Linked DNA regions of Homo sapiens: region 2 is linked to region 1. A link is an interaction called in ENCODE POLR2A ChIA-PET data of the cell type or tissue named here. Cell type or tissue: OCI-LY7. All regions are shown on one strand.

Evidence for each region. Peaks named below come from ENCODE experiments on the same cell type or tissue, not always from the same donor. Only the 100,000 strongest peaks of a DNase experiment are listed, where the experiment ranks them.
Region 2: POLR2A ChIA-PET joins it to region 1 with 6 read pairs; 1 of 35 experiments calls an interaction of 5 or more read pairs at or near these places.

The regions. Positions count from the first base shown.
Region 1 is chr1:174,149,780-174,157,779 of GRCh38, reverse strand. It overlaps RABGAP1L-DT (RABGAP1L divergent transcript), which reads left to right. Exons shown (of 4, transcript NR_121197.1): 3 at 2,083-2,153. Among named protein-coding and RNA genes, the nearest start is that of RABGAP1L-DT, 5.5 kb to the left of the region's middle. RefSeq lists an enhancer at 3,915-4,024. In OCI-LY7, no CTCF peak of the experiment used is centred here; DNase peaks (open chromatin) are centred at 379 and 4,279; H3K4me3 peaks cover 716 bases.
Region 2 is chr1:174,297,153-174,305,152 of GRCh38, reverse strand. RABGAP1L (RAB GTPase activating protein 1 like) reads right to left here. Exons shown (of 26, transcript NM_001366446.1): 11 at 26-167. Among named protein-coding and RNA genes, the nearest start is that of RABGAP1L, 140 kb to the right of the region's middle. RefSeq lists a silencer at 2,556-2,756. In OCI-LY7, CTCF peaks have their summits at 7,346 and 7,546; a DNase peak (open chromatin) is centred at 3,582.

The DNA.
Region 1 (8,000 bases):
TCTATTTAAGTGGAGCATGCTATCTTCATGTGCCAACTTGCTATAAGGAAAAGAAAAATCCTGTCCCATGGCCACATGTAACACCTCTCATCAACAGGGGTCATTCTTTAAAACTGAACTTTTCCTCACAGTACAACATAGATAAGAGACAAGTCATGAGAGAACCTAGATAAAAGACAATTAAGGTGATCTGATGCAAACTCATCCTTACCACCAGAAAAACAATTCTAAGCACATGCCAAAAAATTATTAACAGATCTTCAGGCTTTTAGTCGAGAAACTAAAAGGAATAAAAAATTAATAACAAAGCATTCTTCATGTGGTATGTGCTGCTCACTTCTCTTTCCACTGTGGCTTCATTTGCATTAAGCGTATCCTAGCAGCCCTGGTCCATGAAAGGACTGAAACTCTCACTTTGAGAGATGGTGTTATAAAATACTCCAGCATGATTCATAACATGACAAACTGGTGCCCCAGGTACAAATCAAACCCACAAACATGTTTTGTTTGGCATACATGGTGCTTAAAAAAACACATATCCAAAGTTAAAAACCAGAAGATTATACATGCATTTTGGGCTTCTCTTTAAAAAGTGGAAGATTTGGTAACAGTGAGCTTACATTATTACATGATAACGATCAGCTGCAGGACATGCATTCTCTCTTTTGCCAAAGTCTCTACATTCTCTATTGTATCTTACAGTGTTGTTTCTCTCATTTATGTCTGCAACTCCTAGTTTAAAATGTAATATCAAAAATTGGAAACAGACCAGGTGCAGTGGTTCATGCCTGTAATCCCAGCACTTTGAGAGGCCAAGGCAGAATTGCTTGAGCCCAGAAGTTCAAGATTAGCCTGGGCAACATAACAATACCCTGTCTCCACAAAAAAGAAAAAAAAAATTAGAAACAAGTTAAACATTGAACAATAATGTAAGAGTTTAAACTGGTATCTAATGGTACAGAATATCATATTGATTTTATAGTGAGCATTATATTGATTGATTCCCCAGAATATATTTCCACCCCTCTGCAATTGCAAGACAGCCAAGGATCTGATTAGGCCCATCTCCCGCTCCAGGTGTGGACAGTGATTGTGATAATCAGCCTAATCCCATTCTCACTTGACCTGTCAGTATTCACTGATAGGCACTGACATGAGTCTAAATTGGTGCCAGTCACATGGAAGGCCATATCTTGTGTTTGTTGGGAAATGAAAAGTGCTCTTTTTCTTACTCTGGCTAGTGTGATGGGTAGATGTGAGTCCAATAGTTACTGCAGCCACTTTGCTACCATGAGGAAGCCAGCCTGAGGATGAAGCTGACACATGATGGAAGCACTCAAACCCAGCTTGAAGCCTACCCCTTCCTCTGAGACAATAAATTTTCACAGCTTTTTTTTTTTTTTTTAAACAGTCTCACTCTGTTGCCCAGACTGGAGTGCAGTGGCGCAATCTCGGTTCACTACAACCCCTGCCTCCCGGGTTCAAGCGATTGTCCTGTCTCAGCCTCCTGAGAAGCTGGGATTACAGGTGCCCACCACCACGCCCAGCTAATTTTTGTATTTTTAGTAGAGATGGGGTTTCACCATATTGGCCGAGCTGGTCTCAAACTCCTGACCTCAGGTGATCCACCCGCCTCGGCCTCCCAAAGTGCTAGGATTACAGGCGTGAACCACCGTGCCCGGCCTGATTTTGACAGCTTTTTAAGAAGGTTCGAGTTTGGCTTTGTATTTCTTACAGATAAAGCTAAATCTTTCCATGCATACTATGGAACAAATAACTTTAGTTGCATTATATGACTCTTCCAAGGATACGTTTCCAATGATAGAAAGGTAACAAGCTGTCTGGCAAGATTTTACAGGGTCTTGAAAGGAATTTGACCACACCAAAAAATCCTTCCCTGACTGGGCTACCTGATGCCTGAAAGCCCATCGTTACACTTTTTTTTTTTTTCACTTTGACTTAAATCCTGTGCCCTATTTAAATCAACTTTGCCCAAGAAGAGCACTTCATGACTCGAATCACTAATCTTATATAAATGAGTTTATCACATGATTTTTTAGTCTTTTTTTTTTTTACTAACAGGAAGATTTGGAAAAGAGGCACTGGCTACTGGAGGAAGGGAGAAATCACCGAGAGAGCGAAAGATGTAACAGGTAAAACTGGAGATACAGAAGAAAACCTTTTTTATTTCACGGTTTTATGTAGGGCTGAAATTCAGAGTAATCTGGACAAGTCATAATGAGCTTATATGATAAACCAAACCTGTGTTGCAATCGCCCATTTAAGACTAAGAACACAATAAAATATGTATATAGGGAGCAGAAAATTTCCTCAGCAGTAGAAGAGGCAGGCAGAGATCTAAATGCCTGTTTTATTTTATTTTTTTGAGACAGAGTTTCACTCTTGCTGCCCAGGCTGGAGTGCAGTGGCGCAATCTCGGCTGACTGCAACCTCCGCCTCCCGGGTTCAAGCAATTCCCCTGCCTTAGCCTCCGGAGTAGCTGGGATTACAGGCACGCACCACCATGCCCAGCTAATTTTTGTATTTTTTTAGTAGAGACAGCGTTTCGCCACATTGGCCAGTCTGGTCTCGAACTCCTGACCTCAGGTGATCCACCCGCCTCAGCCTCCCAAAGTGCTGGGAGGGATTAAAGGCATGAGCCACTGCGCCTGGCCCTAAATGTCTCTTGAGGAAGAATAGCTAGCCTACTACTTTTATTTCTTTTATTTTTTATATTTTTTATTTTTTGAGACAGGGTCTCACTCTGTCACCCAGGCTGGAGTGCAGTGGTGCGATCTTGGCTCACTGCAACCTCCACCTCCCGGGTTCAAGTGACTCTCCTGCCTCAGCCTCCCAAGTAGCTGGGATTATAGGTGCCCACCACCACACCTGGCTAATTTTTGTATTTTTAGTACAGACGGGGTTTCACCGTGTTGGCCAGGCTGGTCTCAAACTCCTGACCTCAAGTGATCTGCCCACCGTGGCCTCCCAAAGTGCTGAGATTACAGGCATGAGCCACCATGCCCAGCCTCTACTACTTTTAGAATTTGATACTTAATGTAAAGGACACCTACCAAAAATGGTTTTTCCCATACATTATGGTAGGTGTCTGAAATTCATCTCACCATAGGAGTCCTTTTCTTTTATGTGGGGCAGTGATCCTCTGTAGTGTATAACAAAATCACCTTGGGAGTTTATAAAAATGCATATCTCTATGCTCAACCCCCAAGAAATTCAGTACCTCTAAGATAGGCCCCAGGACTTGTTTCAACTTTTTCTTATAAAAAATGTTTAAGCACATAAAAAGTAGAGAGAAGAGTATAATGAGCCTTCATGAGTCAGTCATTCAGCTTGAACAATTATCAATATGTGGCCAATCTCCTTCCCCACCCCTCACATGGATATCACCCATAAATACTTCATCATATAAAGCTCTAAAAGATAAGAATTCTTGACCAGGCATGGTGGCTCAGGCCTGTAATCCCAGCGTTTTGGGAGACCGAGGCAGGAGGATTGCTTGAGCCCAGGAGTTTGAGACCAGCCTGGGAAACATAGCTAGACCCCATCTCTACAAAAAATTTAAAAATTAGCCAGGGGTGATGGCACGCACCTGTGGTCCCAGCTACTTGGGAGGTTGAGGTAGGAAGACCGCTTGAACCTGGGAGGTCAAGGCTGCAGTGAGCCATAAGGGGGTGACAAAGCAATACCTGTCTCAAAAAAAAAAAAGATAAGGATTCCTTTTTGCAATCAATAAAATCCAGAATGTGGGAAACTCTATAGGACATACCACCAAGTTTCTTCAGCAAATAAATTGCATACATATAAGTGAGAAGAAGGATCTGTTGAACTTGCTTGGATGTTGATTTTGTTTGTCCTTTTTAACATCTTCATGAGATATAACAGACATACAATAAGCTATTCATATTTAAAGTGTACAATTTGACAAGTTTTGACATATGTACGCAACTGTGAAACCATCACCACAATCAAGAGTAAACATATCCATCATGCCCCTTTGTAATCTCTCCCTCCTACTCTGACTCATACCCCTCCATGTCCTCAGGCACTCACTGATGTTGCTAGAGATTTGTTTGCATTTTCTAGAATTTTCTATAAATGGAATCATATAGTATGTATTCTTTTTTTGTGTTGCTTTTTTTACTCAGTATAATCATTTCAGGATTCATCCATGTTTTTGCACTTGTCAATAATCTATTCCTTCTAAGTCTTTGAGTCTCACAACATGTATCAAGTTCCAGTACTCATGTGAGCCACTGGGCTTCAGTATATACTTGACTTCAGCTTCCTGTAATGCTCTGGTTTTTTGTTTTCCTTTTTCTAAAAGCTAGTGATTTCCTTTTCTTTTTTCTTTCTTTCTTTTTTTTTTTTTTTGTTATTGTTGTTGTTTCGATGGCTAAAAAAAAAATTTCTTTGAGACAGGGTTTTACTGTGTCGCCCAGGCCACAGTGGAAGTGGCATGATCACAGCTCACTGCAGCTTCAATCCCCTGGGCTCAAGTGATCCTTTCACCTCAGCCTCCCGAGTAGCTGGGACCTCAGGTGAACGCTGCCATGCCTGGATTTTTTTTTTTTATTTTTGATAGAAATGGGACATCTCTATGTTGCCCAGGCTGGTCTTAAACTTCTGGGCTCAAGTGAGCCTTCTGCCTCAGCCTCCCAAAGTGCTAGGATTGCAGCCACCATACCTAGCTGATTTCCCTTTCTTGCTTTCAAGCTTGACAAAATACATTTTTTCAATTTTTAAAGTTATTATCCCACATTTGTATATTTTTGTAAAGGTAGGGAGTCTTTCCTTGTCAGCCCAGCTAGCCATATTAGTCTGAATTATGTTAATTTTTTAATAATGTAAAGAAACTATACAAAGAGGGAGGCTGCTTTTCTACAGATGTGGTATCTTCCTTCCTGATGCTTTCCCTGCACAAGCGTTTCCAAACAGAGCTTTGGCAGTAAACTCCAAGTTCCTTTGAAGTACTTACCATAGGCCTACTAAATTGCAGGTTTTGAATATATAAGAAATATTCCTTAAATACATATGTTTTGTAGAAAAAGCTACTTCAAAAATTACAAATACTTTCATGGTAAAGGGAGGAAAATTACCACTTTCCTCTTCTGAGTCAAGGGAAGTTCACGCCCTCTCCACCACACCCTACCCCTCCCTCCAAGACATTTTTTTAGTCCTTTTCCCTTTGCCACATAAAAAATAAGCTGCAAATTTGAAAAAAGATTATGTCTAATTCTAAGAGACTCTCTAATACAAAAGTAAATGAGAATTATAAAATGACAAATGCCATTGCTTTAGAATATATTAAAATATTCCTAAAACTTTGTCTAACACTTTCAATTTCAGGAAAATTCTTACTATTTAATTCTCTGATTTGGTGACGGTGACAATAACAACCTCTTCGTGGAAGATTTTTAGTTTTTGACACACCTACATACATCATTACTAATAATTTCAAACTGCTAATAATTTCAAACTGCATATGAAAATCAGAATTGTATCTTGTAATTATATTCAAAATATCTTGTTTCATAGGCAGATGGTGCATAAATTGATAGCCATTGTGTTATTCTCTGTACCTTTTGATGTATTTTAAATTATGTAATCATTTTTAATTGAATTCCACCATCAATGTATGCCTTACTTTGGATGCATACCCTTTAATCTCATTTTTGTAGAATTGATATCTTGCTCTACTGTACCCCACAACACCAGATACATATATTTTTACTGCACCTATAACACTTTCATACATTTAAAATTTTTTATCACCATCTTTTTCTACCAGACTGAACACTTTGAATTCAAAAATTATGGGTTTTTTTTTCCTAGTACCTAGGCATTCAGTATGTTTATTGTATGAATGATTGAATGAATATATTTACAAATTTGTGTTAGAATTTGCTGAGATGCTTCTCTTAGTGAAACAGAGAGCTTAAATAATAGAACAAATCCCTGATTACTGACCATGAGTTAGTCTTTCTTTGGTTGCAAGTGACAGAAGTGTTCTCTACATAGAGAAAGCAAGCATTTAAAGAACACTGAATCTACAGTACAATTAAATATCTTTACCAATAATTCAAACTTATTAGTAATTAATGTCAGACCTAACCATCTTATTAAAAGAAATATATTTAAGTGTGTATGCCAGAGACTCCTAGCTGCTTGCCTCATCATCCATTTTCTCCTTCCATCTTAGTAAAAGAACCCCAAATTTATCCAATATTAAACTATACACAGATAAAAGACTATAATTCCTGTCTTCCTTTGCAGCCAATATTCTGGCAAATGAGAAAAGTAACTGTGAAATTTTCTTCAAAGAGAGAGACTGGCCTCTTCTTTTCCCTTTCTTCCCTCCTACTACCTGGAACATAGATGTGATGGTTGAATCTAGCAACCATCTTCAGCCGGAGGATGAGGACCACCCTAGGTATGGTGTAGTGACCAACCAGAAGGAGTTTATGTCCATGATGACTTTGTGGAACCTCCATCCCACCTGAAATCCCACCTAAAATGCCAATTTCCAAACTTATAGAGAATGAAACCTTGTGTGTTTAATCCATTATTTGCTATTTTTAGTTTTACTCACTTGCAACTGAACTTAATTCTAACTACTATTTTTACTCTTAAACCTTATCTTAGGGTCATATTCCTTCTTAATTGATTCACATGATTTCTGAAGAGATTATAATTTATAATTTATGGGATTATTAAAATAATTTCAGAAAAATATAATTCTAGCACTCTGGGAGGTCAAGGCGGGTGGATCACTAGAGCTCAGGAGTTCAAGACCAGCCTGGGCAACATGGCGAAATCCCATCTCTACAAAAAATACAAAAATTATCTGGGTGTGGTGGTGCCTGCCAGTAGTCCCAGCTGCTTGGGGGGCTGAAGTGGAAGGATTGCTTGAGCCAGAGAGGTGGAGGCTGCAGTGAGCAGAGATCCCGCCACTGTACTCCAGCCTAGGCAACAGAGTGAGACCCTATCTCAAAAAACAAATAAAAATTCCTAGCCAGGCATGGTGACTCATGCCTTGAATCCCAGCACTTTGGGAGGCCAAAGCAAGAGGATCACTTCAGGCCAGGAGTTTGAGACTAGCCTGGGCAACATAGCAAGACCCCATCTCTATAAAAAAAATGTTTTTAAATAGCCAGACATGGTGGCACACGCCTGTAGTCTCAGCTACTGTGGAGGCTACAGCAGGAGGATCACTTGAGCCCAGGAGTTTGAGGTTATAGTAAGCTATGATAGCACCACTGCAGTCCAGCCTGGGTGATAAAGGAAGACCGTGTCTCTAAAAATAATAATAACAATAATAATAATTCCTTTAAAATTGAAATTCTTCACTTGGATGCCTCATATCTAGAAGGATAGCTGATATAGGAAATTTAAATAAGAATTTCAGTAATTATTTCATCTTAATAACCATGGCTAAAGGGTTGTTGTTGTTTTTTAAGTCCTTTGTGGTTTGATAATCATTCTACTGAAAGTACACTGCATATTTCCCTGTCTTAGAAAGACTGAATTTTTTTTTTGAGATGGAGTCTCACTCTGTCACCCAGGCTGGAATGCGGTGGCGTGATCTCGGCTCACTGCAACCTCTGCCTCCGGGTTCAAGCGAGTCTCCAGCCTCAGCCTCCAGAGTAGCTGGGATTACAGGTGTGCGTCACCATGCCCAGCGAATTTTTGTATTTTTAGTAGAGATGGGGTTTCACAATGTTGGCCAGGCTGGTCTCAAACTCCTGACCTCAAGTGATCCGCCTGCCTCAGCCTCCCAAAGTGCTGGGATTATAGGCATGAGCCACCGCACCTGGCCAAAAGACTGAATTTTTTGTCATTCAAATTTTTAATTTATTTCCTTCATAAATTTTGAATATATACATTTTATTTGCTTCGGGACTTAGTGTAGTGATTGGTGAATGAAACTAATATAGGAATTGTAAAATTTTTTATTTTAAAAATTTGAGCTTGCAATGCTC
Region 2 (8,000 bases), 150 kb before region 1:
AAACTGAGTAAGTCCAACTTCTTACCCTCTTCTGCTTCATCATCCTGGGGTGACATTGGACCCCCTCCACTAGTAGGAGTGACTGGTTCCTCCTTGTCAGACTCTCGCTGTAGACTCACCACCTCATATATTGCATCTCCAGCATTGGTATGGCCTTTTCCCTCAGACTGAGAAAAATATAACAGTATATTTAAGTATTAGAAATCTGAAGGAAACATTGAAAGATAGTATTTAAATAATGCATTCAAAAGAGCTGCAATGAAGAATGGCGTGTTGTGTTTGATCTACAGCATGTCTGAGGTTCTGAAAACTTTTAAGGTGCACTGTCCTTCACAGGATATTCTAAATTTATGTTCCTCTAGTATTATTTTTAACTAATATGATGAAACCTACTAATTATTTTTGGAGAACTCAATTTCTTTTCATCAGAAAAACCTGAGACACCAGAGGTTCTAGGACAGACAGATAAGCAAGTGATGCTAGACTCTTAACTGACTACCTTACACGAACCTAAAGTATATAGCTCAAAGAATTTTTACAACTGTATACAGTTGGGGAACCACATGCATACCAATATGCCTTCCTATATTATACCCATCCCTGATAGGTAGCCACAGATATAGTTGTTATATTTTTTGTTAAAGATATATTTGCTATATGTATAAAAATATATATGTGGGTTACATATATAAATATATATGGATTTAATTTGCTAATCAAATTATAAATTATATATATTAGCAAATCGAATCATTTTATACATATACATAAAACAATTTCAAATAAATATATATTCAAATATATTTCAAATCAAATATATATAAACCAAATTACAAATTTTATACATATACACATACAAAATACATCACAACCAATAGGATTTAGTTGGGGAATGCCAAGCTGGTTCAACATTGGAAAAATCAATCAGCATAATCCACTATATTAATAGACTAAAGAAGAAAGACCTTATGTTCATATCAATTAATGTCATAATCAAAATAAAGGGCATTTGAGAAAATTCAGCATTCATTCATGTTAAAAATGCTCAGTAAACAAGTAATACAAGCACGTTTCCTCAACCTGATAAAGAGTATCTAAGAAAAATCTACAAGTAACACTATGTTTAAAGGTAAAAGGCTGAATAATTTCCCCCTGAGATGGAGAAAGAAGGAAGAAAGTCCACTGTCACCACTCTCATTCAACATCCCATGGAAGCCCTGTCCAGTGCATTACGGCAAGAAAAAGTATACAGATTGGAAATAAAACTGTTCTTATTTACAAACAATATAACTGTCTTTCTCAGAAGTTGACAAATGTTTTGTATAAACAACTCAACTCTGATGTTGTAGTACAAAATTGTACAATAGTGGTAAAATATTTCATCTGCACTTAGTTTCCTATACAAGCAGAATCTGAACTACTTTGATCTCATATAGAATCTAAATATTGCACCTAAAAACTGAGTTTCAAATAAGTGTATTTTTATTAAAATACACTACTTGTTCCCAATATTCACATATTTTAGATAACTAAAAAATCAATCTGTATTTGTAAAGAAAATTGCCTGGTTCATATTAGCATTCATTACAGCTTAGCAACATGTAAACAGGAGCTCAATAAATGTGCGTTGGCTAAGTCACATTACAAAGATTCATCACATTTATGCAAATAAATTCTAAAACCTTTTTCAATATGGCATGCCATCATCAAATATTAAATACAAAGTACAATATGCTGATATCTCTATAAATTCTCTAAAGTTACAAGTCTCAACAGTGGCTATAAATGAGGAAACCAGACCTGAGGCTTTTTATATTTTAAACACTAATGCCTAATCCTTAGGGCAGGATTTAGGAATCTGGATTTTTTTTTTTAAGGTTCACAAGTTAATCTGATGCAAAGCTGAATTGAGAACCATTGCCTACAAGACCTGTTATTTTCAACAAGAATGTCTATATAAAACATGTAACAGAATCAAATATTCTCACTAAGCTACAGATACATTAAATCACATGAAAAAAAATACATGTCCAAGCAGCTTCTATTTACCTCTGCAGAGGTGACACTAAAGAACGCCAATGCTAATCAGAAGCACTAAGTTAAAAAAAAAAAGAAAATGCCCCCAACAGATATTTTCTCACAACTTTATAAGTACTCCACAACCTTGTTAATTTTCATCTTTCTGCAGTTAGAATAGTTATTCTTATTATTTGGTTACTTTTGGTTATTTACTGACTGATCATACTTTGATTTAAGTAGGTTTAAACCAACATGCATCTTCAAATAGGAATTTTCCTTTTATGCTTTTTAACTTTAATAGTTGATTAAAAGTTTTGTCTCCAACTTAAAGGAATGTCAAGGCACTCAAAAGCAAAGAAGATATTTGGAGGAGAGGGCAAGAAAACATTTGATATTTTAATATCAAACCTACACTTAGCACAGATCAAAAAAGTAGCTTACTTCCCTGTATCGAAAGTCAAGTCATAGAAACTTCTGAGAACAGCTAACTCCTGTCCTGACCTGAAGCCTATCCTTTTCTTATGGGCAAGCCTCTTCTCTCCAAACTATCTCTTGCCTGAAAATAAAAAACAGGAAGTTGGCATGTGGAAAACAGATTTATCAAGAGAAAAGTTTCTGCTCCTCCTTAACTCTTCACCTGAAGTACCATTTCATGTCTTTTTACCATTATGGCTCCTCTCAATTCATTCTAACTTTCCTTCCTCTCTTGTTTCTTGAGACCTCTCTCTTTTCTGAATCCAAATTCTGTCCCAAGCCAGACACAAAAAGCAAGTAAAGTATTTAGAAAAATGCTCAGTACACAGTAATAACAAGTGTTATTTCTTGTTATCATTTTGTGCTGTTGATGTAACACTATGAGGCATGAGAGAGTCTAACCTATAGTACAATATGCAAGTAATGTTCAGGAATAATGAAGCAGCAAAAGTGGCTTCTGTGTCCTAATCTACCACTACTCTGGAAATCCTGAAAAAATAATTACTATGGTAATAACAATAAGGATAGCAAGAATTCAATCCTAACAACAATCCAAGCTTGTCCGTATCTTAGAACTTTTACATTAGCTGATCCTTTGAAAAGTCTTTCCCTGGATCTTTATATTGACAGTGGCAGGAGGCAGACAAATCCTAGGCAGACAGGGGCAGGTCCCCAGTGAAACCCCACCTTCAAGCCAAAAGGCAGTTTAAAGCCTGAAAGACAAGTTACAAGTCAAATCCACCAACCGGACTGAGAATCTGTCTTCCCATTTGGCACACTTTCCTCTGATTGATCCCCAGCCTTCGCCTATTTTACATATACCTCCCCTTCCCTAATTAACATTTTACACTGTCATGCCCAACTTTGAGTGTTGCCTTTGTTTTAATCTTTTTGCATACTCACAAACCAATCAGCATACACTCCCCAATCTGAGCCCATAAAAGCCCTGGACCCAGCCACAATGGGAGAGAGGCCACCTGACTTTGGGTAGGGGACCACCCTTGTGTCCCCTCTCTGCTGAGATCTGTTTCATTGCTCAATTAAATTCTCCACCTTCCTCACTCTTCAATTCTCAGCGTGATCCTATTCTTCTTGGTCATGGGACAAGAACTCAGGACCCACTGAAACTGGGTACACAGAAGGCTGTAACATTGTGGCCCTCTGCCCTCTGCTGGCAGAGGGCAGCTGCCCCACACAACAGAAAGCAGCAATGGGGCTGAGCCAGGCCTGCAGCCACAGGCCAAACTGGGGCAAGGGGCTGAAAGAGTGGTTAACACACCGCCATCCATTCCAGATGGCGGTGTGTTAACAGCTCTTTCAGCCCCTTGAGCTAATTAGCATGCTGTAACACCCCCTCAGGGGCTTCGGAGTCACAGCACCCCTGCCTGGGTGCTGTGTCCTCTATCTGGACATCAGAGACCATCACAGGAGTGGGCTTGAGACATGCCTAGTCCAGCAACAAGCACTGCACAAAGCCTGCTTCTGTGTCAGCACTTGGAACAACTGGCCAGACCCCACACTTGCTTGCTCACACCCCACCTCCAACCAGAGGTTGAATACACAGTCACAGTGGCCGTGGGATCCATGACAAACTGCAGACCGGGCATGAACTGGCAGGCCAAGTGTGGGGCATCTCCTGTGATGAACCCAGGCCCAGCAAAACCCGGACAGGGGTGTTACCAACCAGAGGTCTCCGACTGGCAAAGTGACCAAGAAAAATCCTGTGTCACTATGGTGAGTTCCTTCTTGTCATTCAGTTCTCAGACATTGATTCATTCATTCATTCATTCATTTGAGATAGAGTCTCACTCTGTCACCCAGGCTGGAGTGCAGTGGCGCCACCTTGGCTCACTGAAACCTCTTCCTCCCAGGTTGAAGCAATTCTCTGCCTCAGCCTCCCAAGTAGCTATGATTACAGGCACCCACCACCATGCCTAGCTAATTTTTGTATTTTTAGTAGAGATGGGGTTTCACCCACCTTGGCCTCCCAAAGTGCTAGGAATACAGGCATAAGCCACCAGGCCTGGCTTCAAGTATTTTAAACCTTGAACATTTAACAGCCTTCCCAAAATCAAACTTCAGTTTCAAAACCGTGTTCCCTGGCACCTCACTTTTTTTTTTTTTTTTTTTGAGATGGAGTTTCACTCTTGTTACCCAGGGTGGAGTGCAATGGCACATTCTCGGCTCACTGCAACCTCCACCCCACCACCGAGTTCAAGGGATTCTCCTGCCTCAGCCTCCCAAGTAGCTGGGATTACAGGCATGCGCCACCACAACCTGCTAATTTTGTATTTTTAGTAGAGATGGAGTTTCTCCACGTTGGCCAGGCTGGTCTCAAACTCCCGACCTCAGGAGATTCACCAGCCTCGGCCTCCCAAAGTGCTGGGATTACAGGCATGAGCCACCACTCCCAGCCAGCACCTGGCTTTTCAAATACTTCAGGGGACCCTGAAGTGTCCAGAAAAAGAGAGGTAAACAGGATTATTTGACATGTTTAGGTATATGGGATTGCCAAAATGATGTTCTGTCTTCTTTAGGTTATATTTTTGTGAATAATGATAATATATGTTCAAAAATCATACGGGATTTCTAAAATTCTAATGTCTAAGTATATGCTGTCAACCATAATCAATGTTAAGTTATCATAAACCACAGAAATAACCACACTTATTTGTCAATTGTGTTTCTAACTGTAACCACCCTGGGTATTTTGCTACTCACAGACAATTGTTGTCTTATTTTAATCCTTTTCAAAAGATGGTTTATAATAAGCTATAGAACTTTAACAGTCGCTCTCAAACACAGACTTCTGATAACTTTGGAGACTGTAACATTTTAATAAAGGAAAATGTACAGGACTCATGAAGAGCTGAAATATTCATGAATATCAAGCAAAACAAGAGTTAACTAAATGCACTGAACTCAGAAAGCCAAAGCAACCTTTTTGACTTTTACTTGGAATACTGCTGATCCTTGCTTTGTTTTTCAGAGTCAAGGAAACTTATTTTGAACTATTTATGGCCTTTAATAATTGAGTAAGGTATATTCCTATGATCAAGATTTGGAGCATGTTTGTTTCTCTCTGCCTGGTTCCGCCAGAATTTGAAAACTATCTGTGAGCCTTCTTATGGCAATATAGCTGTTTGCATCAGTGCAGTAAGAATTCATTTTTCTTTTGCAACAGAGCACAATTGGAGAAAGTGGTTATTTTACTGAGGCTGAGTCAATCTCAAATTGCAGAGCCCATAAAAGCCCAGTGAGAAACTGGCCACCTACCCTTGTCTACACAGTCCCTGTACAGAGTTCCTGACCTGTGGTCAGTAAAGAATGTCACTTGCTAACAGGTCCAGGAGCTCCAAGTTTATCTTGGGACCCTAAGAGGAGAGAATCACCCAACTCACAAGTGTTTGAGGATACAAACCCATGATTAGGCTCAGACTTAAAAGGTCTTATCTGAGATTCCTTATGGAACAAACTTCCATCAAAACCAATCCAAAAGGCCTATGTAGAAATAATTATTCTTGCTGCACTTTATGCAAATAATCAGGCCAAGTATAAAACTAAAGTCTATTTTGCAAACCACTCAGTCCTATGACGATTTGTTTTTTAACATGAGGACTAGACAGAGAGAAATCACGTTTCAAAACTTATATTTGCCATTAAATTCTAAACTGATTCGTTGTTTTTAAGTTTTCACCTACATTTTAGACTAACCCTGCTTGTTCCTGTGAACTAACCAGCAATTTCTGGCTGCAGCTCAGAAAGAACAAAAGGGATGGGTAATGTACAAGTCTGGATCAATATTCTAGTTCTGAGCAATTATCCTGCAAATCCTGCCAGATGATGGGAATAAATAGGATGATCATCACTCAGAGGTTTCCTTTTGGGAAAGTAAGACCAAGGGAGGTAAACAAAGCCAGGCACCATGTACCCAGATCTTAGCACCAGTTATCTGGGTGTGTCACAAGACATCCTTTCCTCTCCCTTGTTGGAGGAGGACTCAGTTCCACAGTTTCACCTTAGCATTTGGCTTATGATAAGGAGTCCATTCAACCCCCTTAAGACACATTTCTGCCCCAGACTCAATTCCAAATTTTGGGTCAAAGCCATAGGAAAGAAAATTGGATCTGAAGGATCCAAAGGCAGACAATAAGGGAAGTTAAAAGGCACAGCGCAGGTGAGTGTGGCTGATTCCTTCCTATTAAGCCAAGCCCAAGCTTCCTATTTGGATAAAGGCCACATCAGTATCCATGGCATAAATCAGGTCTAGGGAACTCCAAGGCTACTGACAGTAGGTGAGAAAGAGACATAGGTGAGAGCAGATAATTCCAATTCTCAGGTCCCCCTGCTTCATGAGTGCAAGCAGCTTTGGTACTCATGGTGGCACCTGCCAAGGTCACCAGAACTCGGGGATGCAAGGACAGAAGACGGAAAGAGGACGCTCTTCCCTCTCTCCCTCAGGTACCCTGGGTATCTGCTAGGAAGAGAAGGGAACCAGGGACGCCTGCTCCCCTCTTTCTAGATGGGTAGCCATTTATCTTCAGTCTGTTCCCCTTTAAAATACACCCTGGACCCCTAGGAGTCCTTTAAAAGGCACCCTCTTTTTTCCTTTTTTCTCCTCTGTCCTCTCTTCACTGATAGGTGACTGTGTCTCTGTACTATGGGACACGTCCCTCGGATGCATCCTCCAAACTGGAAAGAGTTAATTTCCCAGCCCTTACACTGGTTGGCTTAGGATTGGCCTCAGGGAAAGGGAACCCAAAAACCCAACATGCCAGCAAAAGGGTAAAGTGTTTTTGCCAGTCAGGCTTTTGCCCTCCGGCCTTGGGATTTTTGAGCTGCCCTTACCTGTGCCCTTGTTTCATTTTTATATATGTCTTCTAATAACCCGGTTTGTCTATTCTTGCCTTCAGGCCATCAAACTCCAAACAATCATGCAACCAGAGCCTCTGACGATGGCCCCTTCTGCTGGAAACCCTTAGATAGGTCTCTGAGGGAGCTCTGCCATTTCCCCCAAAACAGCACCCCCTATCAGCAGGAAGCAGTTAAGATCGGTCTTAGTCCTTATCCTTAATCTAACAGCAGTTAGATATACTTCTTTAGAGAGGGGAATGAGACAGCCAGGTGCAAGGGCCGCCCCAGAAAAACTCCAACCGTAATGCTCATTGGAGTGGAACTCGAGAAGTTCGCCCTGTTTGCAGCAGGAGGAACCTGGCCCTTCCTCTTCCTGTGTGGAACCTGGAATTTGAAGAGCCGGCGGGAGGCGCTCTAGCACTCTGGCCTAGCGAGAGTCCCTGCTTCCCCCTTTTCTTCCTTTTCACCCAATAAAATCCTGCTTTACTCACCCTTCAAACCATCTGCAAGCCGAAATTTCTGTGGCGTGGGACAGACAAGGACCCCGTCTTTAGCTGAACTAAAGAAAACCTGCAACACTATGTCATGTAAAACTTAAATAAATTTCTATGTTTTTCTCTTGTTATTCTGTCTTTTGTTATAGGGAGTCTTAG